Regions from separate parts of the Homo sapiens genome. Here region 1 is linked to region 2. Evidence: chromatin loops called from intact Hi-C (ENCODE). Cell type or tissue: chondrocyte. All regions are shown on one strand. Each heading gives the region's core, and the rest is flanking DNA. Links, peaks and the distances in the headings are about the cores only.

Region 1 (15,315 bases), core at 3,667-11,666, 480 kb before region 2:
TTCCAGAAACTCCTCCATGGTTCTGCCCCTAGCACCGCCCCAGCTGGATTAGGAGGTTGGCCTCAGTGCTCCCACGCACCCTGGCTCCTCCTTATCCTGCTGTGTTTTACCTGGTTATTGACTGACTAAATTACAGTGAGTAGTTTAGGTCAGACTAGCCAAGGTGACCAGTGTGACAGGAACATGATCCTGGTCATCTCCAGACCCCAACAACAACTAACCCAGTGTGCCGCTCATCGTAGTCATTCTGTCAATTTTGTTGACAAAAGAATAGTCATGATCTCCCAGGGAGGTAGATGTGGTCACCATCTCCACTTCATAGATGAGGCAGCTAAGTCTCAGAGGGTCTAAAAAAGAAAAAAGGGACAGGCTCAAGGCCACATAGCCAGGAAGTGCTAGGACAGGAATTCAAATCCAGGCCCGCTGGCCCTGGACCTTGTATCTCCTCTACTCTCCCACTCCTGGAAGCCTGGGAGGCATCAACTTGGGCACCTCCTCTCTGGTTCTCTCCTGACAGCCAGCCCACCCCATTGCTTCTTAGGGAGGGCAGACCAGAGCCAGGACAGCCGCCACATGCACTAAAATGGCAGGTCCAACGTAGGTGAGCCTCCCTGGTCCTTTCTTGGGTGCAGGTGATGGCTGGGGTCCTGCATCTACTTTGTTGGGGGCAGCAGGCAGGCTTGGCCAGGAAGGGTTTCCCAGGCTGGTGTTCAGGCTTCCAGCTGGGCACCACTCAGCTAGCTGCCACTGGCCCGGGCTGGAGTTTGACCCCCACTTCTCCAGGCCTGGGCCTGAGACTCAAGTGACCCCCAGTGCCCCTAGATAGAAAGAGTCCTGACCAGGCGCCCCCAGCTCATTGAGCGCTTAGTATGTGCCAGAGCTATTTTAAGTACTTCACCATAAATTAATCAGTGCCATATGATGGTGGTATGGACCATTACCAATGTCACCTGATGTAACAGGGAGGCAGACCCAGCGAAGTTAAGGAATTTGTCCAGAGTTACAGAGGTGCGATTTGACTGTTTGGTTTCAGCGTCTACACCCTTTACCATTAAACAGGCTGCTTGCCTCTGGTACACCATGGGTCTCTGATTCCAAACAACTTATTTGAATTTTGTCCTTATCCCTTTTCTCCATTCCCTCTGGAGAGAGAGAGATGTTGGGCAGCAGGACCAGTGAAGTAGGAGACAAAAAGGGAACTTCAGAGAAGGGTGTGTCTGTGTCCTAGCCTCAAGCTTTGCCTGGAGCTTTGCCTGGGGTTTCAGTAAGAAGGAGAGATGGGTTGCATAGAGGCTTTCTGGCTTCTGTTGGGTGAGAGGTAATTGAACAGTTGGCAGCCATGCTTTAGGTCACCTTGTGAGAGGGAGGCAGCTTCCTATTCTCTCTGAAATAGGGAGAAATTGGCATGCCTGTGTGAGTGTGCATGTATGTGCATGTGTATGTCTGCACATCTTTATACATGTATATGCAAGTACTCTGTTCATGTATGCACACATACGTTTGTGTACATGTGTATCGTGTTACATACATATAACACATGTGTTTGTGTGCATGCCTTGCATGCATATCCATGTGTTCATATTCATGCATACAAGTGTGTGTGTGCATGTGTGCACACATGTATGTGTTAATGCATCCATGTGAGCACTGTGTTTGTGTGTGTATTGTGTGTCTGTGTGTGAGTGTGCTTGTGGGTGGATGCGGACCTGTGTGTGCGCACTTACGCAGTAGTGTGCATGCATAAGCAGCATATACAGGCACATGGGCACGTGGGCTTGTGTGTGCTTGTGTGAACAGTGGTGTTTCAGTCCCCACTAACAATGGGTTGAGCCTCTTTCACCACCCACTGCTACCTGGAGCCACCTTCAAAATCCTGATGAATGACAAATAATTGCACAACTGTGAATCATTGTTATTTTTAATTGTTGGTAAGAAAGTCAATGTAGTGATGAAATAGAAACAGAGCTCCCCAGATTGCTTGCCACCAGCTGCTGGGTCCTTCCCCACCCCCTGCAGAACCCCCATTATCCCTTGGCCCAGAGTCTGCCTAATCATTGTTTAATGTTTCAAAGATTCTGTCCTACACAAGAGATACTCATTCCAGGCTGTAAAACTACCAACAGCTTTGCATGCAGCTGGAATAATTGCAAAAGTTAAAAAAAAAAAAACAACAAAAAAAACAGAGGAAAAGAATGGTCCAACAGTATTGTGCTTTATGGAGCTTAAAGAATCCCATGTAGCTAATCAAATTACAACCAAGACTCAGGCAGCTTAAAGGTGTTTACACAGCCAAGCACATGGGCTGTCAGCCCGTTCAGCCAAAGGCTCTTTGCCACTGCCTGCCTCTATGGCTTTGACCAGTGCAACTAGGCTGGCTCACCCTCAAGACTGGCAGCAAATACCTGGCAACCTTGGGGTGCACACCACCCAGTACCACCTGAGTCCTGGGTTCTCCTATTGTTGCTCCTTGCTGCCTGAGGTTGCCTCTGCCTGCCACATCCTATACCAGGCCTGAGAGTTCCTCTTGGGCATGGCCACTGCTACATCTCCTCTGGTGGTGTCCAGCAGCACTTTCCCAAGCTCTTACTGTAATGACTTATATGACTCTTGAGTTTCTGGCTACTCTGAGTATTGAATGCCCATCTCTCCCTGTTGATTCAAGCCCTGACCCCAGGCCTGGGCCCTGCTTTGGCCACTTTCTATGGAAGTAAAGTTTCTCTCATAGATATAGATATAGATATAGATGATATAGATATAGATGATATAGATATCTGACAGATTCAACTGATTCAACTGTGTCCATTTCTGAACCTACCTCTCAGCTGCCATGCATGATTCTATGCCAGGGCACCCAGGCCAGGGGCACGTAGGGGCTAAAATAAAGTCTGTGCTGTCTATTTGCTAAATTATGCATCCTGGTGTGAGTCTGTCTCCAAAGTGCCTTTTCTAACTGCATAGTCCAGAGAAGGCACCTTTTGGCCAAGTACATCAAGATGCTGTGTGCTAGCAGCGTGGCCAGTCCTGACCTCTGCAGAGACTCTGCAGAGACTCTGCAGAGAAGTATTGTTTCTTCCCAGTGGGTGGCCTTGACTTAACAGCAGTGCAGCAGCCTGGGATGACTTCCCTGTACCTGCTGGCCAGCAACCCCAGCTTTCCCCAACCTTCTCTGCATTGGTCCTGCGTTTGGCCTGCCTCTGTTTCCTGTCAACTTGCTGTTCTCTGATGGAATGGAATCTTGCTCTGATGCCTGCCTCATCCCCTTAGCTGGGCCCCAGCTTCCCAGCTAGCCCTGGTCAATCCTCTTCCTTGAGGGGCTAGACTCTGTTCCCTGTACACCAAACTGGGGCTCTGCTTCCACGGTTCGATCCACCTGGCTTCCTACATCATGGGGGCTGGGACTTCCCACCGATAAGCTCCTCCTGAAATGAGCATCCTTAGTGATGCCTAAGTATATCAGCTCTTGAGTCACCCGCCTCTTTGTGGACCAGCCCCAGGGCTCAATCCATTTCTCCAGCTCTAGTCCTGCATGTTGCCAGCCTCTTCTCTGCTCTCACCGGCCTCTCTGCTGAGGTCCCAACATGCTGCACCGCTGAAGCTGCCTGAGCCTGGCAGTGGTGTGGGTAGCTCATCACTCCTCTTGTCCCCTTTACTCGATACAGGAAACTGTCTTAGAGAATCAGGAACTCCCCAGCATGCTACCCTGCTGACGAAGGACAGCACCTGGGAGGGCAAAGGACCTTCCTTCTTTTTGCTCATGAGCTCCCTGTAGCAATCTACAGCAAGAGGGCTCTGTACCATTTTGCTTTACGGACTAGCCAAGGTGACCAGTTTTTGATAAATGAAGCTGGCAGGAATCAAATACAAAAAAAAAAGGCCTTCTTCCCCTGGTCAGCTGTGTGATCATCTGTCAACAGGGAAAGTCCCCAAACTGGAGCTGAGTGTTGGGAGTAAATCAGGAGGGGTTTCTCCTGCCCTCTGAGGGGCCCTGTTGCCAGCCACTGGGATCAAGCTGTCCCTAGAAAGGGCCAGGGAACATTACTTAGGGCCACAGTGCAGCCAGCAGGAAAGGTCTCCTTGTTCATTCTTGGCACCCAGCCTATCTTTCTCAGCAGCTTGAAAAGACAAAATCAGGTGCAGACAATAGTTACAGCTGAACACAGGGCACTCCTTGTATGCCAGGGTCCTCCTTCTGCTTTCCTGAATAGTTAAAACAGTTAAAAACTCAACAAATCAAATGCTCCCTACTGACATTAAATCTTTGGAGTATGGAATAACTTCTGGTGGAATTGATTTCCTGAAAGGCTGCCCCAAACCATGCAGTGACCCAAGTGGCCTCCAGTAGCTTCAGAGTCTCAGTGCTCGGCAAAAAGTGGAGCATGCGGATGAGAGTTAAGTGCTGTAGCCACCCCAGCTGCTGCCCATATCTGTCCTGCATAATTATCTTTCGGAAGATGAGCACCTCCTTGTTGGATGGTGAGGGCGGGAGGTGGTGCTAGAGACAGCACTAGGAGTTGGGGAAGCTGGTGCAAATGACTGGGTCTGAGGGTCCCACAGCAGGTATGGGCTCCCCTGTGCTGCATAGCAACAGAAATCTGCTCTCTCCCGTGGTGACTGGGAAGCCAGTTTTGGTGAGGGAGGTTTGTTTGTTCTGTTTTTTTTTTTCTTCTTTCAAAAATGAGAGTCCTAATCGACTCTCAGGAGACCTAAATTGGGAAACCAATTCAATTTTTTTCAGGAACTGTCTCTCCTCTCTGCTCAAGCCCACAGGGACTTGCACCCCTTCTGCTCTTACAGTCATGCATTCATTTAACAAATTGAGTACCAGGCCCAAGGCTCTGCAAGAGGGAGGCAGCAGGGAACCAGATGTTGTTCCTGCCGTCAGAGAATGATAGCAGGCAAGTAGACAGGTGTTCCAGCCCTCATTTGGCACAGATGCAGACTGTGCCCAGGTTATGGTTGATTTTAGGAGCTCATGTCCCAAGAGCTTATGGCATAAGTAGAATTTTAGGGAGGAGACGTAAAGGCAGCCTGCAGCAGGGTGTTCTAGTTAGGCCTGGTCTTGGGGTGGCTGCCATGAGAGAAATCCTGATAATCATATTGACACAAAGATTCTTACTGCACTTGTATTTTTTATGTTAAAGTTTGCATGGTTTCTTTTCCTTCTTTCTTTTTTTTTTTTTTTTTTTTTTTTTTGAGACAGGATCTTGCTTTGTTGCCCAGGCTAGAGTGCAGTGGCATGATCTCAGCTCACTGCAACCTCTGCCTCCTGGGTTCAAGCAATTCTCATGCCTCAGCCTCCTGAGTAGCTGGGATTACAGGCGTGCGCTACCATGCCTGGCTAATTTTTGTATTTTTAGTAGAGACAAGGTTTCGCCATGTTGGCCAGGCTGGTCTTGAACTCCTGACCTCAAGTGATCCACCCACCTTGGCCTCCCAGAGTGCTGAGATTACAGGCGTGAGCCACCATGCCTGGCCACTTTGCATGGTTTCTAATAAAGGATTGAAACAGAAAAAAAGCACAAAACAAAGAAATGTCTGACTAGTGAGCAGGAAGGGTTTTTACCAGCAACCACTAACAGAAGGCTAGTTTTTCTGGATGGCCCCATGGCTGACTCTGACCCCTTCTGTGCTGCTAGAGTAGAGACTTGATTTGTAGCCAACCAAAGAGGGCATGGCCTGCGTGCAGAGATATGTGATTCTCTTTGTGTTTTCCATCGCCGGTGCCCATACTGTGACTTCCAGTGGCCTTCTCCAGTGGCTCAGGTGGTTCTCCACTGAGCACCTGACCTACAACTAGGGTAGTGACCTGGTTCACTGTGTAGGTCCCTCCCACTCTAATGGGCTTCCCTTAAGGGGCATTGGGCAGTTTGGGGCAGGCAGCCCTAAAAACTAATCCAACATCCTCATTTGACTGGAGAGAAAACTGCGATCCAGAGAAGTTAAGTGAGTTTCCCAACATCACACACCTAATTCATGGCAATGCCTAGAGACCAACCCTGGTCCAGTGCTTTGCTAGCTGGACTCATTCATTCAACAGACATTCACAGAGTGCATTCTCAAGTGTCAGCCATCACGCTCAGCACACCAATCCAAAGACCGATGAGAAAGTGTTTCTGTCCCCAGCGAGCTGGCAGCCGAGTGCAGATGATAACACTCAAATAAGCAAAGCACACAAAGCAAAGTGCTGAGTGCCATGAGCCACAGGTGAAGGGAAACTGTGCTGGAGAAGCCCAGAGGAGAGATCTCAGTCACTCTGGGAGGGCTTCCTGGAAAAGCTGGCATTTGAACTGGGCCTTGGTGATTGAATGGATTTGGGTAAATGGAGATGATGATGGAAAAAGACAGAACCTGCCTTTGTTTTTGAATCGTCTTAATTAGGGAAGGAATCAACATGATAATTTATTAGGTACCTGCTGTGTTCCAAGCACTGTGCCAGGCATATTTACACATGGCTTCTTTAATTTTTTCAGTATTTCTCCCCATCTCATAGATGAGGAAACTGAGATTCAGCAGTAACTTAATCCTAAATAGAGACAACTTCTTTGATTCCTTCTTCTCTCTTTCCTACAAAGCCTCACCCGATGCTGTATGCCCCATGAGGGCTCAGTGAATGACTCTGAGGACTGAAGGGAAACAGAGACAGAAACATGGGGATAGAAGAGTTTTCAAAGTCATAGGGGAAGGCAGCACTCCTCTTCCTTAAACAATGCATGGCTGAGCACAGAGCCATTTAGTAGTTCTATCATCAGAATACATGTCTTCCTCGCAGGTATATACACCCCGCCTTCAGGCTGGTATATTAACCTAAGTGAATACAGACAAGAGCTATTTGTTTTAGCTAAGCATCTTTCATGTGTTAGCTCATTTTTCCCTAAGGACATTCATAGGAGATACATCTTAGTATTATTAATACCATGTTCATTTCACAGATGAGAACGCTGAGGCTCAGAGAAGCTGCAGGTTACACAGCTGGGAATGGCAGACCCAGCATTTGAGCCCTAGTTGGATCCAGCTGCAGAGACTGAGTCCTTAACCTTGTTCTATGCTCAGGGGTCCTAAACTCAGTTGCCTAACAAGGCTAGACAGTGTGAATATGGGATGTGGGCCGATGCAAGGCAATAAGGAGTGGTGGAAACTGGTGAACAAAAGAATGAGCCCAAGCCCTCCTGAGAGGGGCAGCCAGCACTGTCTCCAGCCTATTGCTGGCCTGCAGGACTGGCAAGTTTTCTCAAGTTGGAGATTCACACTTTTATGCTTGGTGGGCTGAACAAGACACATGGGCAGGTCAGATATGGCCCTAGTCTGTCTGTCTGCAGCTTCTGCCATATTGACTCCCACTTTGAGAAGCAGAAGCTTCTCTTGAAATGCTTTTTATCTCAGGCATCCCTGTTGAAAACCCCCTCTTGCACTCTTTCCTCCTTTCTCTCCGTCTCTCTCATAATTACTTGTTCTTCACTTCTCAGAAAGTAGCCACTCCAGATAGGCTGAATTAGCCACTCCTCTGTGCAACTTTCCTTCACTGTGTGCACAATTTGAGGGCATCATCGTTGGCTATATGGTTTAGTTCCACTGATTCAGGGAGGCCCCTTCTGAGCTGAGCAGCCGTTTCAGAAAGGCGCATGGTTTTGCAATGGTGGTGTGGATTCTGTCCCTGGGTTGTAGACTCAGATGCCATCCTGGGTGAGTCACTTCCCTGAATCTTGAGACATTGGAAGGAACTTGAATCAGGTTCCCTGGTCCAAGTCAGGAGTAGGAATAGATGTGGCCAGTGCCTGAGAAAGCCGACCAGGCTGCAGAGGAGTCACATAGAGGAAGGGTCACTTAGGACAGCTTGTCAGTCAGGTGGGGCTCATCTCAGCAGGACTCTGCCCAGGAGCAAGGGCTGGGGGAGGGGATGGGGCAGGGCTCAGTCCTATTCATGGGTTGGCTCAGGGTTTGGGCTGCTATCATTTTGAGGTGCCATGGCTCGCCACGCTGCCCTAGCTTCCCTAATTCCCTTCCCCTGTGTGGCTTCCTCTTCCTGCACTGCCTGTGACCTGCTACCCTGGGGGATGGTTGTGGAGTATGTCTGTGGTGGCTGTGGTTGGTGTGGTGGCGGCTGCCATCTGGGAGTAAATAACCACAGCACGTCAGAGCTGAACAAAACTCAGGAATAGATCTTGGGCCCCGTGCTTCTCTCATCCAGGGAAAGGAATGTGAGTTGGAGCTTTACAAAAGCAAATCTTTAAACCTTTCCTCACCTGATGAATTTGATGGGGTGACAGAAATGAATTAGAAATTAAGTAGGGGCTCAGAGTTTACATGAGCTCCATGCCAAATGGAAATTAAAAAGAGTGTCTCCAACAGGGTTAATGGTGAAGGTCAGGTTCCCAGCATCCTTGGCAGGGTGTCCCGACCCTGGTCTCGGGAGGAAATTGACTGAAGGATCCTGCTGATGAGATCAGGAGGTGCAGAGCGGGTTCTCCATCAGACAGTGGGAAGGAATTAACTTGTCACCAAATGACATTCAGTGATACAACAGAAAATTCCAGCAATGCAGGGACGATTTTAATGCCAGGCTACCCAGTGGTAGCACTGACTCTCCACATTTCCCTAAGGAGCTTAGACATTGAAGAAAGGAATGTGTCTGCATTGGACGAGGCCTCTGGCTAATTCACAGGCCCACTTCCTCTGGACTGTGTCTGCGAGCTTGTCTGTGTTGTCAAATTTCATTTGGCTTAAAAATAAGAACTAATGCAGAGAATCAAAGAAAACAAAGTTGTTTGCTGAGTGTTCCTGACCAGGGCTGCTCAAGCATGAGGCTGAAGTGATTTTATTTTCTCCGAAAAGAACATTCAAGGTTGCTGTTTAATCTTTCTGGAGTGAGTTCCCACAGTCTTAGGTGCCCAGCTGCTGCCCTCTAGACCTGTGTACTCCATATTCCTATGACATGTGAGTCCAACAGTGGAGAGCGTTGCTGCTTGCTGAATTCCTGAATTCTACGTGGCAGGAAAAACAAATCCCACCCTCCTGCTTTGCAAATGAGATGGGTGGATGGATGCATGGATGCATGGGTGGGAAGACGCATAGGTGTGGGTGGGAGATAGATTCTGTCTTTTCTGTTCTATGTTTTAGGGTTTTTATGCCCACTTTAGATGAAGGGATTGAGAACCATAGGAGCTGAGTCACCAAAGTTCTCACTGCAAGATGGTGGCCAAGCTAGGGTTTGTGCCCACATTTCCCAGCTCCAGGTTCAATATGGCTCTCCTCTCCTTTCTCATATTTCCCACTAGACTCTTTTTGTTTTTACTTATGTATTTCTTTAACTGCCTTGTACCTAGAGACAGACTCACATGAACTTGGAGGACCTACTTATTATACAAGTAGGTGGCTACAAGGACACGTTATTTTCTCATTCGGCAACTATTTATTGATCACTGTGTGGGCAGAATTCTAAGTCATCCCCCACCCTTCCCAGCCCTGATTCCTGGGAAGTGGTGTATATTCACTTCGCCGAGTTATTCAAGCAAATACTAATCTGAGTCCTGCTGTGAGGGGAATTGGCTGACGTAATTAAGGTCCCCAATCGGTTGGTTGGGCCTGACATAATCACATGAACCTTCTGAAAGCAGAGTGTTCTCTAGCTGATGGCAGAAGGGGAAGTCACAGAGATGTACTCTGGTGGCCTGAGAAGAGACCCATGCTGTGAACTGTCCATGCGGCAAGGAGATTGGGCAGCCTCTTGTTGCCAAGAGCATTCCCCAGATGACAGCCAGCAGGAAAGCAGGGACCTCAGTCCTACAACTGCGAGGAAACGAATTGTGCCAACAACGAGTCAATCTCAAAGAGGACCCTAAGCCCCAGTTGAGAACTACAGTGCTGGCCAACACCTTGATTTCAGCCCAATGAAACCCTGAGCAGAGAATCCAGGCTCATTGTACCTGGACTTCTGACCTATAGAAACTATGAGATAATAAATTTGTGTTGTTTCAAGCTGCTCAGTTTACAGTATTTTGTTATGCATCAATAGAAAATGAATCCATCACTAACCGTGTGCAAGGCCAGTGTGCTGTACACTGGGAATATGAGATTGACCCAGTCCCTGCTCTTACAGAGCTCCCAGCGTAGTGTGGGAGACAGACAAGAAACAAATGAAATTATTACAGGCCATAATAAATGCCTTAAAAGACATAAAAAGAATGATATGAAATAAATCTAATGTGGGGTGGGGAGCATGCTTCAGGTTAGATGATTGGAGAAGGCCCCTCTGAGCTTTAAAGGATGGAAGGAGAGAGCCATGTGAAGAGCATGGAAAAGTGTTCCAGGCAGAGGGAACAGCACATGCAAAGGCCCTGAGGCAGGAGGTAACATGGTCTCAGAGCCACAAGAAGTCCAGTGTGGCTGGAGGGTGGTAAGGAAGCGGGAGGATGGCTTGAGATGGTATTGAAGAATTAGGCAGTGGCCTTGTCATGTGGGACTTTTTAGAATATTACTTTCAGTGCAATACACAATGCTGATGAGCTTTCAACAAACAAAAGTATGCAAATGGGCATTTTTGAAGCTCTCTCTGGCTACTGTGTAATGAATAATTTGGGAATGGGTAAGAGTAGCCACAGGAAAATCATCTGGGAGGCTGTTGCGATGCTTCAGGCAAGACATGATAATTGTCTAGGCTGTAATGGCTGTAGGGAGAGAAAAGTGGGTACATCCGAGATCTATTTGGACTTGCTGATGAATGTAGGGGATGAAGGAAAGGAAGGAATGGAAGATGCAGCTCAGGTTTCTAGCTTGAGTGACGGGGTGAAGGACAGTGCAGTTTGCAAGATGGGCCAGACAGAATTAGAGGAAGAACAGGTTTGGTGAGTAAGATCCAGTGTGAAGTCCTGAATGTGCCAAATGTGACCTGCCTGTGAAACAGCTGAGGGACGATCTTTAGGGGGCATTTGGATAGATGGGCACTGCTGAACAGAGCGGATACCCAGGCTCTCGGAAGAGGTCAGGACAGGCTGAGCCTGGCTTGGCTGCACAGCTAGCTCCACAGTCATCCTCTTGAAGAATGGTGAAATACCCTAGTTATAACACAGCAAGGCTTCAAAGAACCAGGGCCTGGACCCCTGGAGTAGTCAACTTCCCAGACTCCCTCTGCTCCATGCTGGGGCCCCGGGTGCAGCCACAGACCCAGAGTGGAGGCTTCTGGGAAGGAGTGGCTCTGATATAAGCTGACACCTCAGTGAGTTACTTCAATTGTTCTGGGCTAGTGGTACGGTGCATTAAGCACCAAATTATATAAACCTGAAATTGCAGTCTAATGTTGTTAAGGGGCCTGAGGGAGCTGGAGAAGAATGAACGTGAATAAGGAATCGTCCGTAGGATGATCAAATCCCTGATTAAAATCACCTCCCCAGATCAAATGGCCTCCAGAGAAAGTAGAGAGTGCCTCTGAGTCCTAATGGGGCATCTGCACCTCCAGAGGGATGTTTGGCCAGACTATTGCTTCCCCTCCAGGGCCACTCAGTGCAGAAGAGCTTCCCACCGGGGTCCTCAGGCATGCACAGCAGCCAGCTAAACAGGGCCTGAGCTACACGGTGCAGGGCTTGTCCCAGCTTCTCTAGCTTCTCCTTGGAGAGGCTGTTCCCCCAGAAGCAGACTCTGAGACACAGATTCAACTGCATGCAGTTTATTCAGGAAGTTCAAGATATGCCAGTGGGGTAGGGAGATAAGACAAGGAAGGGAGACCACCAATAAGAGCTGCCAGGCACCACTGTGGGAAGATCTTAATCCTTTTGGGATACTCTGGGAAATAGGTGTAAAATTCATGCCTTAGAATGATCCCCCTTGAGAGAGGAGGGAGCTGGGGTATTTATCCACTAGCTCCCTTCCATCATTGGTTGAGAGTTGCTTTCTGGGGGTGTTAATTTCTAGCACTTCAGCCTTCCACATGCTGGGGCAGAGCAGCCTTCTGTGCATTTGAATGAAGCCCATGGACAAAAGTTCTGATAATTAAATGTGGTGAGATAGGAGTAAGGAGGATGGTTAGCAGGGAGCACTTTGAAGAAAGGAGGCTCCAAGGATATCAGTTGGGCATCAACAGCATCTGCTACAAGGTCCATGCACATATGTTTTGACACTTTTAAAAACTGCATTTCTAAAAGCCTTGGGATATTGACTGTGTCCAAATCTACACAGGCCAACTGCAAGGCATGCTGGAACCTCTGCAGGTCATGCAGAGACCAGGGTTAGACCTTGTTAAGCAAGACTGTGGTTTGAGCACCTCCTGTCCACAGTGCTTAGAACCTGGGGCTCCATTTAGTTTTGTGACTGTGCAGAGTAGGGCCATCTGATGATGGACAGAGCACCTGTGTGAAGCGGTGGCTTGGGTTATATAAGACTCAGTCAGGCTGGGGTAGGGATCGGGGATCCAAAGCTTCAGCAGTTTTGAAGCATAGTCCAAACCAGGTCTGGGGGACCAAGGGTAAGGTTCCATCTCTGGGAAACACTTTGGCAAATTCTAGTAGGGGTCTAGTAGGGCCCTAGCTAACAAGGGTTTCAGGTCAGACCAGAGAATGCAAACCTTAAATTGCAGTGGAGCCACACGTATAAGGCCTAGGTACACTTTGGGGAAGTGGGATGGAAGCATGGTTGGCAACGGTGTTGAAGGCACTCCCTTGGCACCCCACATACCAGCTGGAGCCACGTTACTATAGTGGATGCTCTTGGTGTCCCATCCAGATCCGTTTTGCTGGCCAGTTCACCTATCCCCAGGTGCTATGAGTGTTGGTGGCCAGAAGCTCCAAGCCCTACCTTTTTTGAAATTTCTGTTTCCAGGGATGCCTCACCCCAAAATGCCCGGGATATGAGGTCCCATTCCCCAATATGGCCCAGAACCAGTGGCTGACCGATATGGGTGTCTAAAAATTCCAGCCTTGCCTCGGATGGGACAACTCTGAGATGCGCTTTATGCCCCAGGGCTCCCTGTGGGGTCAGAGCGAGGCTAGACTTGAATGGTGCAGCTGTTTGCTCAGCCTCTTCCCCTGCCCTGACTTGCTTCCCTCACTTGCTGGCCAGGATTCCTCAAGGGCCCTTCCTCGGCAAAGTGTTTATTTAAGAATCAGGAATCTCCATCTCATGCTCCACCTTGAGAGAGCATCTCTAATATTGTCCCATGCCAAGATAATGTGAGCAGTTCCAGGCTGAGCAGGTGAGAGATTTGCTGTAGAAGGATGGCCGTCTGCCCCAGTTGGCCTTTCAGTGCCAAAACAGGCACTGTTCTGAGCAGACCAAGAAGATGGGTCACCCTATGTATCAGCATCTCAATCAGGATGCATTGAGCTCCCGTGGAGCCCAGAGCTGTACTAGATTCTGTGGGAGCCTAAAAGAAGCAGGAGAACATGTCTTTCATGAAATTCAAGGCTTATAATAAGCAAGGGCTTATTTCTGCAAACCTTGCCCTCTGTCCTGGGGATTTCAGTTCTAGTATATTCAGATCACTCCTCGTGTGTAGACAGCGGGAAAAAAATGTTGTCCAGGCTGGAAGGCAGTGGTGACCACAGCTCACTGCAACCTAGATCTCCTGGGCTCAAGTGGTCCTCTCACCTTAACCTCCCGAGTAGCTGGGATTGCAGGCATGCACCACCACACCCAGCTAATTTATTTTTGTTTATTTAGAAACAGGGTCTTGCTGTGTTGCCCAGGATGATCTCTAACTTCTGGGCTCAAGTGATCCTCCCTCCTCAGCTTCCCAAAGTGCTGGGATTACAGGCATGAGCCACTGCACCCAGCCTCCACTAAGTTCTATGAACCTGCCAAGGGCTGTGGCACCCAGGAGGCATTGACAGAGTCAAGCCAGGACCCCACTGTCTCTAACATGTCCTAGCAGGAGGCTGTCTTGGAGGGTGCCAGTGTATAGTTCCCTATGTATACTGGGGAGGGCTTGAGAGATGTTGTCTCAGTGACAGCTAACAGCTTGGGTTAAGTAAGGGTCACCCAGGCCTTTTCACTTGAAGCACCAAGGGCTGCTGCATTTCTGGAGACGCAGTAAGACAGGAGACAGGAGCCACCAGTTCTGAGCCATAAAATTAGACAGCCATCGTTCAACTAAAATTCCAGACCCAGGGGAAAATGCCTCTTAGTGTGCATATTATCTGCAGCAAAGCAAAGCAGACTTTCAGGTGTGTCATTGAAAACTGCAGGGGTGAGAAATCTTGAGAAAGTTTTAGCAAGCAAAGGATGGTAAATGGAAATTAATTATACAGTGCCCCTGATTGCTCATTTAAGACATGTAAAAATACCACCGATGTGCCCTTTAATTCATTTGCTGTCTTTATTATTTGAGTATAATGAACATAAAAATGTGTTAGGGCTTTTCCTAGGTTTGCTTCTGAACTCACTTCCCTTCCCCCCAATATTCCACACAATCTTCAATCCCCCGACCGCAGGATCTGATGGCAGGGTGCTGGCAAGGAGCAGGTGGCACTCTCAAAGTGGGTAATTTGAGCAGTTTCATCAAGAGATGAGTGTAGAGGTGTGAGCAGGATGCAAGGAAGCTGCCAGGAGGGACAGCACAAGACCCTGGGGCTAGAAACAGCAGGAATCCCTCCTACTCCAGGCCTGAAGGGAGAGAGGACACAGGGAAACAGGAGCCAGCACAGGGAGTCCTTGACAGGGAGAGGCTGGGAGATTAAACACCCTCTCTCTGAGTTTCCCACTGTCTCTGATCCTCCCCTGTGGGAGGGCCAGGGAGCCCCGTCCAGAGAGACAAAGAAGGGTGGGGAGAGGCGGAGGGTGCCCAGCCCATGCTGTTGTCTTGGCTGATAGTGCTGCAGGGCGTAACCCTGGTAGTGCAGGGAGCTTTGAGTTAACTTCTAGTTGCTCCAATGGAGTTTAAGGTTTAGCTATGGACCTGTCACTGTGTATTAATCTTTGTTTACATAGATAGCAGGGATAGAGGTGACCTCAGACAAGACAGACAGAAGTCAGCCCACAGAGGAAAGAAGACCTGAGACTCACATAGCAGAGGGGACTCAGGACTTGGTCCAGTCCCCTTATTAGTTCCCCGTTCCAACTCACATAGTAATTTGGGGACAAAGCTAGAACCAAGGACAACATTGAATAAAATGCAGGGCACAATGACTGTCTTTAGAAAGGGCTGAGATCAGAGATTCCTGCATGGAGCTGCCTCTAGTGACTGGGGAGAGCATGGAGCTGGGGTGGGGGTGGGCAGAGAGGATACGGGGAGTTATCTGGGTACAGATGTATCATGGGGCTTCACTTTGGGGAACCGGGGTCCCCTAGAGGACCTGGCTGAGCACAGGAAGGCTGGCTTGTGGTGAAGATAGA
Region 2 (15,315 bases), core at 3,352-11,351:
ACTTCTCTCTGGTGACTAGGAATTAATTCTGCACCTCCCACATCATGCTGGGCCATAGGAAACTGTGGCACTGTCCAAGGCCCTATGATGTCACAACAGGCTGGCCAAGGGAAACATATGACCAAGACACACAACCCAGTCATTTCTTCTCCCTGGTCTGGCTACTTCTCTGGGGCTCCAGAATGAAACAAATACAGTGACCCTGGTGAAATGAACTGTGTTCAACTCAATACTGGACGTCAGTGATTATAGCTAGGAAGGTGCATCTGTTTTAGGATGCCTTCAGATATAAGAGTATTAGTTATCTTCTGTAACATAACTAATTACCCCCAAAACTGAATGGCTTAAAACAATAGACATTTATTTTCACACATTTTCTGCAAGTCAGGAATTTAGGAGTGGCTTAGCTTGGTGGTGCTGGCTCAGATTCCCTCGTGGGGTTGCAGCCAAGATGTCAGCTGGGGCCACAGTTATTAGAGAGCTTGTCTGGAGTTGGAGAACTTGCTTCCAAGATGGCACATTCACATACCTGGCAAGTTATTGCTGGCTGTTGGCAGAAGTCCTCAGTTCCTTACCACATGGACCTCTTCATAGGGCTGTTTGAGTGCCCTCATGACACAGCAGCTGACTTCCTCCAGAGTCAGTGATACAATAGAGAAAGCAAGGAGGAAGACACAATGCCTTTGTGTCCTAATCCCAGAAGTCACTCACTGTCACTTCTGCCATATTCTCTATGCTTTACAAAAAAATCACTAAGACAAGCCCACACTTAAGTGTAGGGGAAAATTAGGCTCCACTTTTTTAAAGGAGGAACATGAAAAAAATGTGTATTCATATTTTAAAACCACCACAATAAGAGGACAAAATAAATGTGTTTGAAACATGAGGATGTATGGACTCACCTAACTAGAATCCAGAAATAGAGCAAATTTCAGGATGTTGATTGACCTAATGGCTTGTTGAAGTCATCAAGGAACCAGGATCTTTCTGATTCTTTGCTCTTTTATCCAAAGGATCATCTTGAAGCTGACTCTCCTCATGGTCACAGGAAGGCTGCCAACAGCACTGAGGGTGATGTACTTCCTTGTTCATATCTAGCCAGAGAAAGGATGAACTCCTTTATCATACAACAGAACTCCCCTGTGGTCGGGGAGAATCATGTGCTAATTGGCTTAGACCTGGTCTATCTGTGCATTGGCACAGTGGCAAGGGGGTAGAACTATCTGACTGGCTTAGACTTGGACCTTGGGGTTGCTCATTCCCTCCCAAATCACAGAGTTTACACAAAGAGTGAGGGAGAATGTGGACATTGAGGAAGAATACAATGTTCACCACAAAAATAGCTAGGCGAACAAGCTGCTGATTCTAGGAGAACTAACACTAATAGCCACGGCTCAACCCCCTGAAGTTGTGGAGAAACTGGACATAACCACTCCCACTCATCTTCCCCCTCAATCCCACTCAAGGCCCAGACAGCCCACCAAGTGGAGATGCAGCTGGACCAACAAGCTTCTCGCTGGGGAGGCAAATAGTGTGTGAATATATCAGTCACCTTAGGTTCTATCACTTGAATCAGCTGAGATCCCAAGAGCTCACACTCAAGGGATTGGAACTTAGATTGGAAGGGAGACAGGGTAAAGGAATGGGAAAGTGGAAAGGGGAGGGGGATGTTGACTAGCACAGGCCTTTCTAAGCAACTCCCCAGCTTTCCCACAAGCCCCACACACAGCCTCCCTCTCTAATTGTATCATGGCCATGATGGGATGGCCCAATTCACATGGGCCCTATGCCTCAAAGCATCAGGTACATACAGAAAAGAGGCTTACTATGTTGGGCCCTGTATTAGTTTCCTAGGCTGCTGTAATAAAGTGCCACAAACTGAGTATAGCTTATTGTCCCGAGAATTTATTGTCCCACGGTTCTAGAGGCTAGGAGGATGAAATCAAGGTGTTGAGGGGGTGGTGTTTCCTCTGAGACCCTGGTAGAATACTTCCTGGCCTCTTCTTAGCTTCCGGTGGTGGTCAGCAATCCTTGGCATTACTTAGTTTGCACCCGCATCACTCCAATCTCTGCCTCTGTCATCATATGACATTCTCCCTATGCATCCCCGTCTTTGCATGGTGTTTTTCTTTTCTTATAAGGACACGAGTCATATTGGATTACGGCCACCTTAATGATTTAATCTTAACTTTATTATATCTGCAAAGACTCTATTGCCAAATAAAGTCACATTCTCCAATACCCGGGGTTGGAACTAAAATACATCTTTTGTGGCGATGCAATGTAACCCACAACAGACCCCTTTCATTAGTTCTTCCTCCAGTGCTTTTGGTAATAGCTGCTAAGCAACTGCAGTTCTTTCCTTTAAAGAATAGTCTGTATTTCCCAGTCTAATCATCCTTCATGGATTTGGAAGGTAAAGCCAGGGGGATGTCCTATCTGCTGGTCCTTCAAGAATATAATGCACTGGCTCACCAATGGATGCAAGATTGGTGATTTCTCTGTTAAATTAGCCTGTGTACGGAGTGCTCAGCCTGCTTAATGCCTTCCTGAACCAGGGAGATGTACTGAAGCAGCATTTAGGTTCTGGCCATACAAACCTAACCTCTCTCTCCTCTCAGGGCCTTAGTTTCCTCATCTGTAAACTCTAGAGAGGCTTCTAGTATCTAACAGTGACTGTAAAGTGGCCACACCTGGCCCAAATCAGATACACATCGAAATTCACGCAGCCATTAGGCGGGTGTCCCTTGACAAGACCTGCAGGAAGGCTCATTAGAGCTATTAAAGCATCCCCCTGGAGACAGTGTGTATTTTACTATGCAGATTCCAAATTTAGATAATAAAGAAGCTAATGCTCTTCTCTTCCCAGGAGCCAGTGCTTTGTGTTCATACAGAACGTCTGGACACCCACGAAGACATCCCTTGACACACACATAAGTAATCATGAAGGATGAGAGTGAGCAGGGCAAAATGTCAGAATTACAGGAGACCTGGGGTTGTTCACTCTGCAGTCACTCAGCAACCAGGTTCTCTTGGCTTCAGTTTGGCAACTGCACAAGTACTAAACAGCTTTCCCTACAGAAGGAAGAAAAAGAATCTCTGGCCCAGCAGGACTGAACCAACACAGCTACACAGGCCTGCGAGAGTCAGCAGGGCCATCCAAGGACTATATCCAAAGGCCATGGGGTCCTTTGGGCAGCCATATTGAATCCAGCAACAGCAATGGGCTCATTCAGTAAGGTCCTGCTGAGGGCTGGGGCCAAGAGCACAGGACCAAGCTCTCTAAGGAAGAAGCCCGGGAGTCCCAGGCAGGCTGATTCACACCAGAGCAGGGCTTCCAGCCAAGCCTGGAACCTCCACACACAGCAAAGAACCTGATGGGTAAATGTTAATTGAATGAAGGAGACAGATAGAACTCAGAGGTAGCGGTGGAGGAGATGGGGAGAAAGGGAGAAAAAGAAGCAGAAGAGGAAAAAGAAGGGGAAGGGGAAGGAGAAGCAGAAGGAGGAGGACAAGGATGAGGAAGAGGAAGGGGAAGGAGATGGGAAGGGGAAAGGAGAGGAGGAGCCCAGTGATAAGGGGCAAGCCCTATGGCAGGGGCCAAGATCCTTTGCCTTGGTGGGCTCTGGAGACGCAAGGCTCCCACCGGCATGTGAAATGTCAAGCCCCTGATTAGCAATTCCAGACGCACCCACCGGTGGGCCACGGTCTCCAGTGGTCTCCTTGCCCCTGGTTCAGGTGGGCTCAGAATCCAGGTAGGGCTGGAGGACAGCAACAGACCCTGCACTGTGCATGTGTCAACCTTTTCCTCAGGGTCCTCTAGAAAAGGCACTCCTGCCTCACCCTCCCTCCAACCAATCTTTCCCACAACCTCTTGGAACCAAATGAACACATCTGTTGGTAAAAGGCAATGTAGTAAGAGAACAAGATCTGGACCCAGGTGGTTGGGCTTGAGCCCTGGCCCTGCCATTCACCAGCTTTTCATCACTGGACAAATGACACAACCAACCTAAGTCACTATTTCTTCATTTGTAAAATGGAGAAAATGATAATATCTGCTTCCCAGGGTTGTTGTGAAGAATAAATGAGATTATGTAAGTAGTGTGAACTGGTGTGTGTGTGTGTGTGTGTGTGTGTGTGTGTAATGCTTATTGTGCTTATTGTGTGTCAGGCACTATGTTAGTCATTACACTTACATACGATGCATATATATATGTATGTATGTATCTCATTACTCTTATACAGAAATGAGTAGGGCTTCTGGGTGACGTGAGTATTGTCTACACGACAGAACCCAAAGTCAATCTTAACGCCTCTTAATTTGGCAGTTAAAATTCCATGCAGCCCCCAGTGGCAATGCTTCCACATCTTGAAACTGAAAACTCAGATTGCAAGTGGCCTCTTTTTCCAGGTCAAAGGAGGCAGCTTCTCTTAATAACCATCCTGGAAAAACACCACATCTGAGAAAAGGTGCCCTCACTGCCTCATTCACTTGTCCCCAACTAATGAGAGTTTCCTGCTTTTGCCCTGGGAGACTGATTATTGCCCTCCTCCTCACTGGGAGGTTGTGGGCAGGGAACATGCCAGTCAGGGAGGCCTCTGCTTGCACCCTCTCTACTCCCCAGTGAAACAGAAGGGGATGTCAAAGGAGCACTTCCCCTTGCAGAGCTTGGACTGCTCCAGGAACGTGCTGCTCAGAGGCCTGTCTTGGCCTCCTTATTGACTGAGGAAAGCAACATCTGTTGGCACAAAACAAAAGCTCTTAACTGTCTTGTTAAAGCCAGAGCTCCTCAACCAGCATCCACTGGGTAATTTTTCTGGGTTAATAGTTGGGCCACAGAGCTGAGAGACAGGGAGGGGTAATAGCCCTTGTTGCCTCTTAAAGCCATCTATACGTCTTGCGTTTGCCATGAACCCATTCCAGCTTTTCCCAGGTTTTGTTCCCCAGGCTTCCCATAGATGGCCTAGGTCAGAGTTTTTTTAATCTCTATTGCATCACAATCACCTGGGGAACTTTGGTAAAACATGAAGACTGAGCTCCACCTGGACTAACTGAACCAGAATCACTCGGGTATGGAACTCAGGGAACCTGTGCTTCTTAAAAACTCATGGAGTAATTCTGATGCACAGTGAGGGTGGTGAACCACAGTTCCAGACAGTTTTCCATAGGTTTGCTGGGCCTTTCTGTAAGCAAGTGGCTGCTGCTTAGAAAACTGTTCCCACCCCATACCCTATGCACAAGCACACACACACACACGCACACACACTGTCTCTCAAGTATCAGGGCTGTAGTGTGGTATAACTGAGTCATGGGCATGAGCCCCTTTCCCAACCTGCCCACCAGGTAAGCTCAGGTCACGAGAGCAATAACTACCACATGTGCAGGTCTTCACTGCTTACCAAGCTTTCTTCAGAGATATGAGTGCCTTTAATCTTCTCAGCTGCCTGGGGAATAGTGATTATATTACCATTCTACCAAGGAGAAACTTGAGGCCTGTGGTAGGCAGAATAATGACACCAAAGATATTCACATCCTAATTCTCAGAACTTGGTGGTTCTGAAAATTAATATAAACCCTTTGAAAAACATTTTGTGTAAAAGCCTTTGATCCAGTGACTCCACATCCAGGAGCCTATCCCAAGGAAAAACTTACAAACATAAAAATCCTTACGAGCAAAAGTATTTATCATAGAGTTATTTATATTTAAAAATTAAAATGATTTACATTTCCAAAATTATGGGAAGGCTTAGGTAAAATATGGTATAGTCACTCAACTATGTAGTCAGTAAAAATGTTCGCTGTGTATATTAATATAGACTATATTTAGTATAATTTAGCACATTTTATATAATTTAGAATATATTTAGACACAATATTTAATTGAAATACCAGGATCTCAAGTTGTATATACAGTATAACTATGTAAAAACTATTTTTTAAATGGAAGGAAATGTTTATTATGTTTCTCTTCTATTGTCTGAACTGTATTTTCAATTCTTTATGAGTATACTTTATAAATGAGTATTACAGTTCACCCCCTGCAAAGAAGTCCACATCCTGATCCCCAGACCTTATGAACATGTTACCTTATGTGGCAAAGGGACTTTGCAGATGGAATTAAGTTAAAATGGGGAGAGTATCCTGGACTATCCAAATGGGCCCAGTGTAATTACAAGGGCCCTTTTAAAAGAAAGACCGGAGGCTCAGAGTCAGAAAAGGAGAGGTGGTGATAGAAGCAGAAATCAGGGTAATGTGTCCAGGAGCCAAGGAATGCAAGCAATCTCTAAAAGTTGGAAATGGGCTGGGCACAGTGGCTTGTGCCTGTAATCCCAGCTGAGGCGGGAGGATTGCTTGAGGCCAGGAGTTTGAGGCCAGCCTGGGCAACACAGCAAGACCCTATCTCCACGAAAAATAAAAAACAAAATTAGCCAGATATAGTGGCGTGTGCCTATAGTCCTAGCTACATAGGAGGCTGAGGCAGGAGAAGTGCTTGAGCCCAGGAGTTCAAGGTTGCAGTGAGCTATATTGCACCACCGCACTCTGGCCCAGGCAACAGGGGGAGACCCTGTCTCAAAACAAAACAAAGTTGGAAAAGACAAAGAGCGGGTTCTCCCCTAGAGCCCCCAGAAGGAACACAGCGTTCGATTTTAGCCCCAACAAGACCCATTTCAGACTTTGACGTCTAGAACTGTAAGCTAATAAACTTCAGTTGTTTTAAGCCATGACATTTATGGTAGTTTGTTACAACAGCAATAGGAAACTAATATAAGACCCGAGGAGGTAAAGTCCAAAGTACCTGTAGGAGCTGAGACCAGTTCTCGTTTCCCTCCTACTGTAGACTCAGGTACCCCAAAGCCCAGAGCTGCCCCTTAAGAGGAGAAGAGACAGCTCCACTGTGTGCATGCACCCCTCTAGGGCTGTGGACTGGTTGAACCTATGGCAGTCCCAGCTGTTGAGCCTTCCCGCCTTCCCCTTTTCCTCTAGAGTCTCCTTCCTAGGGATTACAGTGTGGTGTACAGATAAGAGCAGAGGAACTGACTTGAATATAAGAGCATTTTCCTTTGGAACACTCCACTCCCCAGCCATCAAGGTTTTTATAGCAAACACCATCCATAGCAACAAGATCAAAAATTCTAAACAGGCAAAAGCTAACAATAAATATCTAAAACCATTATGTGTTGAATGACAGTGGTTAGAACAAACAAAAAATTAAACTAAAACCAGAAGGTGAGTTCTACCACTTTTTAAAGTGCCTGCAATCGCAAATACCCATCATCCAGGGGGAGAATTGGGGTTCTTTGGCTTTTGGTTTTTAAGGTGGAGAGAACATTGGCAGAACCTGTTAGGAAATGAATTCCTTTACATTGTTGGTTCTCCAGACCAGCAGTATCAGCACCATCTGAGAACATTATTAAAATGCACATTCTCAGGCTCCACCCAACACCTACTGAAAGAGGAGCTCTGGGGTGGAGCCCAGCCATCTGCTCTAACAAGCCCTCCAGGTGACACTCATGCGCACCAGTTTGAGAACCACCGTCCTACAGGAAATCCAAATGCTGCTAAAAAGTTTGCCTGTCTGCTATCAAACCGAAAACATAACAGTTTCCCAGTATGTAGGTGAACGGCTAGAGTTTGGGGCCAGACTGGCATAAAAAAAAAAAAAAAAAAAAAAAAAAAAAACCTCCGAGTTTGGGGCCGGATTGGCAAGAAAACCGAAGTAAAATACTGACGGGGAAGGGCCTCTTTACAACTTTTTTCTTATGGATGTGTGATATAAATAGTATGCTTGCTGTGCAAACACATCCCCAACCCCTCCTTCCAACCCCATTGCTGCCCCTTACCCTCGCCTACAAAAAAACTCCGTATCCTTCCGTTCCTCAGTCCGGACTCCAGCTTTTTTCCTGGTCTCTCTCAAGTCATCCAAACCTCCTCCCAACCGCCACAAAGCTGCCCACCTACTATGCAAATCTAAACCCTTCCCATTCCCTCCCTTCACACAGTCTTAAAAGTTCCCTCCACAACGAAATTTCGTGTCAGAACTGTCTACTGGAACCCTTGGAAGCAAATAAACCGCCTTCCTCTAGCCTGAGAAACGTTCATCTGTCTCCTCTCCACTCTTGGGACAGCACCAAGAAGCTGGTTCCCGTAGCTTAGGGTTCGCTCGGCTCGGACTAGCCCCGGCTGCTGGGCGAAGCGGAGACTGTTGGAAGACTGTAGTCTGGAAGGTTTAGACTGAGCTGGAGGGACACCATGTGGCCATACCCAGTATGACACCTCAGGCCCGGAGGCTTCTGTTGTTTCTGTGGTGGTGTTTTTGTAAAGACCGTGAAACATGATGTTTAGGGTATTTTTGAGAATTAAAAAAGAGCAAAAGTTCACTCACAATTATGCTAACAAGATTATTGTTATTTCTGTTTCTTTTATTAAACATTTTCTGACAATTACAACAACACCCCCACCCCAAGGAGCACACCTTTCTTTTCAATGGAAATCTGATCATCAGCATTTTCCATGTTCATTCAAGTTTTTTGCAATCATTCTCTTCAGCGATAGATAACAGTAGACCCTCGATACATGCTGGTGCAATGAAATGGAATGAAGGAGCATTCAATTGTAGAGGGATGCTCAAGGTATAGAGGAACAGGGAAGTGAACCATTAATTCCGCCTGGACAGTCAGGGAAGATTTCTGAGAGATGTCATTCGGCTGAGGTGATTGAAGGAGAATCAGGTTATAGGATTGAAGGAGGATCCATTAAAAAGGTGTTTATTCTAGCACAGCTGAACACAATAAAGCCTGAACCAGGACAGAGCCCTGGGATCGGGTGGAGGGAAGGGGTGCAACAGAAATCTCTGGGGAGCAAGTTAAAACACAGATTCCCATGCTTTGCCCAGAGACCCAGATCTTGTAGGTCTAAGGAGGGGCCCAAGAATCTGAATATTTAGCAAGACCTCCCCACAGGGTGCTGCTGTTGCAGGTAATCCTCATGCCCACCACTGTTATTAAGCCCACAATCATCCTCGCCCCCCTCCTTCTTACTGCCTCTGTGGCCTCTGCCTGGAAAGTTCTTCCCATTCTGCTCTCGCTTGGCAAATGCCTTCTCCTTCAAGACCCGGCAGTGCAAATGTTCATAGGTAAACCCTTTCCGAGTGCTTGCTTTGTGCTTTGCACCACATTATTACTTTATAAAGAAACACTATTTAATTCTTAAAAAAAAAGAAAAAAGAAAAAAAACTCTACAGAGTAGGTCTCCTAATAAACCCCATTTTACAGACGAGGAAACTGAGGCAAAGCGCACTTGACTAACTGGCCCATTACCCATACTGCTGAGATGTATGTTTTCTTTCTTTCTTTTTTTTTTTTTTTTTTTTTGAGAAGGGGTCTCACTGTCGCCCAGGCTGAAGTTCAGTGGTTCGATCATAGTTCACTGCAGTCTTGAACTTCTGGGTTCAAGTGATTCTCTCACCTCAGCCTCCCAAGTAGCTGGGACTACAGATGCATACCACCACAGCAAACTAATTTTTTTATTTTGTGTAGAAACAGGATTTCACTGTTTCCCAAGCCGGCCTCAAACTCCTGGCTTCAAGCAATGCTTATGCCGTAGCGTCCAAAATGCTAGGATTACAGGTGTGAGCCACCACGCCCAGCCTGGGATGTATGTTTTCTATGTCGCCCGACAAGAGTACTCACAGCAGGAGGCTGAAGCTATGGTTGTCTCTGTGGCCCTGGAGCCTAGGGCAGTGCCGACAATGTAGTTGCCTTGTAAATATATGTCAAATAAATTTAAAAAATAAATACTGCCTCCTTCCATCGTGACCCTCAGCCAGTGCCTAGGCAACAAATCTGCCCTCTCCCTCTGCTCTCTTCCTCCTCTCCTTGACCCCCACTGCTTCCTCCTCCTCCTCTCTCCTTCCTCCACAAGGCTGCCTCCTCCTCATCTCCTTCCCCCCACCACCTCCTCCCCCCCACCACCTCCTCCCCCCCACCACCTCCTCCTCCTCTCCTTTCCCTCCACTCTCTCTTCCCACACTTCTCCTCCCACTCTCCTTCCCCCACCACCACCTCCTCCTCTTTCTCCCAACCACCACCTCCTTCCCCTCCTCCCTGCCCCCGCGCCCCGCTCTCCTTCCAAGGGGCCTGGGACCCCTTTCCTCCTGTTCTGTCACCTGGAAGTACTCAGCAGCCCCTGAGGCCAGCCCTAGCCTGCTATTGACTAAGGGACAGGAGTACCAAGGAATGCACTGTTCCTGTTTGTTGAGCCTTTTTATTTGGCAAAGCATGGAGAGAGCTCTCTCAGCTTCCAGACTTGCCTCCTCAAAGCCTCCTCTTTGCTGAGGCTCCCGCCAAGCCTCTCCCTCACAGCTGCTCTCCGCCTTCCTCTCTCCCTCCGGGTCCATTTCTGGATCCCTCCTTCCTTTCTGCTCCCCGCCCTACGTTCTTCCCACCCCTCCCCTGTCCCCTTGGCCTCCCTCCCACTTTCTCTCCGGGTTTCCCTGCCTCTTTTCTTCTCTCCTTCCCCTTTCCTCCCGCTCCTCTGTCCTCCCCGCAGCACCTTTGCTTTGGCTCTTTAGCTTTGGCTGGTCTCTCCCCGCATCTCCACCAGCCCGGCCTATCCTCTCCCTAGTTACGCGCTGCTCCGTCCCGGCCTCCGCACACTCCCCAGGGAGGCCCTTGGCCGCCCGGCCGCCTCCTCCCCGCGTCAGGGCCTCCCGCCCTGGAGGCCCGCGCCGGGCCCCTTGCTCCTGCGAGTGCTCATTACGGCCGCTCACCTCACACCCCGGTCCGCCCCCTCCCTCCTAGGGCGGCCTCCGCGGCAGCCCCCGCAGCTCTGCCCACGCCGACCCCGCCCCCCAGCACCACCACCACGGGCTCCGGCAGTCGGAAAAAAAAAAGAAAATCACCGCGTCCCCGAGCGGAGACCGAGGCACTGCCCGCCCCAGCTGCTGCCCACGTCACAGTGCAGGCGGACCGGAGCCCCAGCGGCAGAGCAGCCTGCGCCCCGCGGGCCCCGCCGAAGAGTAGCGGCCCGGGGCGGGGGCTGGAGCGCGGGCGCCACGAGTCCCAGCACTGCCCGCCGCGCTGCCGGCGCCCCAGGCTGGAGGAGGATGCCGGACCCGCAGGGAATTCATTCCTGTCCCAGCCCTGGCCGCCCTTCTGACGGAGGAGCGGCGGGCAAAACCCGCTGCCCCCCGAGCAGAAGCTGAGGGGAGACGCTAGGCAGCCTCGGGGCGACGGCGGCCAGTGGGCGCCGAGCGAGGAGCACGAAGAACCGGCTGCGGCCGGGCGAGGCGGCGGGAAGCGTTCGGAGCCGCTGCCGAAGCTTCCAGCAGAGCCCTCGAAGTCGTTCCGTTCCTTTCTTCTGTAAACACCTAATTGCAAGCCCCCGTGGGCCAGGCATGGGGTACCAGAGATCAGTAAAGCGGAGTCTCTGCCCTCGGGACCCCGTGTGGCGAATACAGTGTGGTAAATGAAATCACAAATCGTGGGAAATTGTGAAAGGAATCACGTTCTGTACACACACGCGACAAACAGCTCAACACATTTCACATATATTTCAGTCCTCATCTGTTCAGAAGCTACTATTAAAAGCTACTATTATCCCACCTCACAGAGGAGGAAACCGAGGCTCAGTTGTGTAACTTCTTGCTCAGAGTCACACAGCTAATAGTAATACGGAAGCGGGGATTCTTAAACTGCCTGATTGACTCCAAAATGGACTTTACTGCTTTCTACTGATAAAAGGTACCATGGATGCTAAACTCTGTTAGGGGGTGAGACCCCAGTGGTTTCTGAGGGATGAATAGGAGTTCCTTCTGTAGCCAAAGAACTCTAGGTCAAGGGATGGTGTGTGCAATCTCCTTTGATTTGCTGTAATTTTTTTCTTTTAATGAACTTTTTTTAAATCTGAAATAATTTCTGATGAAGTAGTTTAGATAATGTTCAATTCAAAATTTTTCTGAGGATCCCAACATGAATGGGTTTTAAAAAAATATATCAAATATCGGCTGGGCGTAGTGGCTCACGCCTGTATACAAGCGCTTTGGGAGGCCGAGGCGGGTGGATCACTTGAGGCCAGGAGGTCAAGACCAGCCTGGTCAACATGGTGAAACCCAGTCTTTACTAAAAATACAAAAATTAGCCAGGCGTGGTGGCGCATGCCTGTAATCCTATCTACTCGGGAGGCTGAGGCAGGAGAATCGCCTGAACCCAAGAGGCAGAGATTGTGGTGAGCCGAGATGGCGCCACTGTACTCCAGCCTGGGCGACAGAGTGAGAAAAATATAGAGAGAGATCAAATATCAAATTAATACTTAACAGTAATACTAAAGTCAACTTTAAAAGGGGGGAAAAGAATCACCCACAATGCCACCATCCTACCCTGGCCTTTTTTTTTTTCCTTAAAGACAGGGTCTTGCCCTGTCACCCAGGCTGGAATACAGTGGCCCAGCCCAGTCAGAGCTCACTGCAGCCTCTACCTCCTGGGCTCAAGCATGTGCCACCACACCTAGCCTTTTTTTTTTTTTTTTTTTGGTTGGTTGGTTTGTGTGTTTTAAACAGGGTCTCCCTATATTGCCCAGGCTGGTCTCAAACTTCTGGGCTCAAGCAATCCTCTTGCCTTGGCCTTCCAAAGCGCTGGAATTACAGGTATGAGCCACTTTACCTGGCCTACCCTGGCTTTTTAAATCACCATATATTTCCTCCCAGTTCTTGTAAGTAAATGCACAGGCACTTAACCTGGGTGATGTGGAAAGCAGTCCCATTAGTGTGCTCCATCAGTGTGACCAAGTGAATATTAAGAGGGTTCGATGGGATTTACAAATGTTCTCTCAGTAGCTGTTTTTTCATCAGTAAAATTTCTCTATCTGAATCACTATTTCTATGTAGCAAAAACAATTTAATATCTCTATAAAGGTCATTGATTTCTTGCTTACAAAGTAAGCACGTCCTTGTAAGCAAAGTCCTTGCTTACAAAGAAGACACACCCAGTGTATGTGCACCTGCTTAATTTTCATGGAGGAGACTGCATTCTTAACTGGTGCCCAAGGCCCAGGTCTCCTTCCCAAATGAGTCTCTTGCTCCCCAAAGTCTCCACTCATGTCAAACAGCCATGCCTAGTGTTCTTGGAACATATCAACTACGCTCCCATCTTCAGGACTTTGCTCTTATCCTTCTCCTTCCTCCAGGGCCTTTTCTTTCTGCTTGCCTCATATTTTTTTCAGCCCGCATTCATTAGAATCCAAATAAAGTCCCAATTTGTCAGTAAAGTTTTTTAGCATCCCCAGGGATTTTTCCTGCCTCTGAGCCCCTCCAGTTCTTGCTATCAACACCACTCATTGCTTTATGTTGTTGCATCATTTACAGACATGCTCTGTCTTCTAGATTTGAAGATCTTAAAGGCAAGGACCATGTCTGATTTCTCCTCCTCTATCTTCTGCTCATAGCAGACACTTTGCAAGTGTGGTTGATTATAATGATGCTGGTCATAAGTGATACAAAACACTAGAATTTCTAGCCATAAGAAAAGAGCATAGATTCAGAAGTTAAACTGAGCCAGATTCAAATCCTACTGCCTCCATTTACTAATGATGTGACCTTGGGAACCTCTCAGAATTCCTCTGAACCTCAAGTTTCTCATCTATAAAATGGGAACAATGGGTGGGGCATGGTGGCTCTTGCCTGTAATCCCAGCACTTTGGGAGGCTGAGGTGAGCAGATCACATGAGGTCCCGAGTTCTAGACCAGCCTGGCCAACATGGTGAAACCCCGTTTCTACTAAAAATACAAAAAATTAGCAGGGTGTGGTGGTGGGCACCTGTAATCCCAGCTACTCGGGAAGCTGAGGCAGGAGAATGGCTTGAACCCGGGAGGTGGAGCCGAGAGCACACCACTGCATTTCAGCCTGGGTAAGAGTGAGACTCTGTCTCAAATAGATAAATAAATAATAATGGAAACAATGATAGGATTATTGGAAGGCTCTAATGAAGTAATGCTTATTACAGTGTAAAAAGTGCTTAGTATATCATACACACTGAATAGTTGGTACTATTTTTTACTACTATTAATAAAAATGAAAAAAAGATTGACTAGAGTTTGCTAATCATTTTAAAGAGCATTTGTTTAATAAAAGTCTGTCAAACATGATGAAATTATCTGTCAAAGAATTTCACATTAAAGATCAGTGACAAATAAGTAGTTCTGGGGACTTCGCACTTGAGTGAAATTCCATAGCTCTGAGATTTTGCTAGCCAGTGCCAATGTCTGTGACCCTTGCTCAAAGTTACCAAAGTATGCTAATTTTAACAGTCATTACTTTGTTTCCAGAATTTGAAATGACACTCAGAGCTAACTCAGTCTTCTAGAACGCTGGAGCTGGGAGTCACTCTAGGGACAGCCCTTGTTCTGTAAACAAGGGAGCAACAGCCCTGACAGAGCCAACTGGCAGGTAAGTGGCAGAGCTGGAATTTTGAACTTCAATATCCTAACCTCCAGTTCAGAGCTCAGAATCACCACACCTTGCTGAGTGCTTGGAGAAAGAGTAACTGGGGAACTCATGCCCCATAGACCAGGAACACTGGGATTTGATCTCCTCCAAGTGTATTTATTCCCATGAGCTCCACTGAGTGACCATACTTAAAGACTGCAGGAAGAAGGGTGCGACTTGTTTAATAGCTGTTGAATGTAAAACAGTTCTCTTGCTAAAACCTTTGGCCTCCTCCAGTGACTGCTCTCTAAATACTCCATTTTCTGAGAGTGAGAATAGTTAATGCTCAAAGATGCTAAACAACAGCTGCAGTCTGCATCTTCTCTCTAGAGTTGCTGCTCAGCATTGAATCCAGCCTCTAGGCTGGAACTCAAGTAACCTCGCTGCTTTGAAAGGTAGCTCTGGGGAATATTAAAAAGTCACCAAACCTCCTGGGACTCATATGCAGAGACACTTTGTATATGGAAGCAAACAGGATGAAAAAGGCTGCACAGAGCATGCCATGCTTCTGACACATTGTGGGCTCCAATGTATGGTCTCTGACTGCTATGGTTTCATCTGAGAGGAAAGCAAAGAAGAGAAATAAATGTTTGTTGAGTGAATGACTAATTGCCAAAGGTATAATTCAGTAATCAGTCACAGCACCATCAGTCATTTCTGAGCAACTAAATTTTCACAAACAGAATCATCACCCCTCTGGCATACAGGGCAGAGCTTGGCTCCTGTCTCAGCATTCTGGGGGCTTTCTCAGATGACAGATTGTAGGAATTCCTGGCATGTAGAACTCACAATGAAATTTGCCCAGAGAAGCATCTTGCATGAATCAAATTTAAC

Evidence for each region. Peaks named below come from ENCODE experiments on the same cell type or tissue, not always from the same donor. Only the 100,000 strongest peaks of a DNase experiment are listed, where the experiment ranks them.
Region 1: a loop joins it to region 2, with 2.8 times the contacts of the local background. A loop is called at or near these places in 2 of 110 quality-filtered maps.

Annotation. Positions count from the first base shown.
Region 1 is chr11:11,409,475-11,424,789 of GRCh38, reverse strand. All of the region lies in intron 3 of GALNT18 (polypeptide N-acetylgalactosaminyltransferase 18), which reads left to right. Among named protein-coding and RNA genes, the nearest start is that of CSNK2A3, 64 kb to the right of the region's middle. In chondrocyte, for the core only: no CTCF peak of the experiment used is centred there; no DNase peak of the experiment used is centred there.
Region 2 is chr11:10,926,838-10,942,152 of GRCh38, reverse strand. LOC107984309 (a long non-coding RNA gene) reads left to right here and starts at 11,056. Exons shown (of 3, transcript XR_007062590.1): 1 at 11,056-11,742; 2 at 14,322-14,442. It overlaps LOC105379882 (a long non-coding RNA gene), which reads right to left and starts at 10,639. Exons shown (of 4, transcript XR_001748122.2): 1 at 10,553-10,639; 2 at 9,691-9,759; 3 at 7,843-8,706; 4 at 1-1,094. RefSeq lists silencers at 5,304-5,492, 10,611-10,750, 11,011-11,090. In chondrocyte, for the core only: CTCF peaks have their summits at 8,042, 8,248 and 11,156; DNase peaks (open chromatin) are centred at 8,202, 10,679 and 10,957.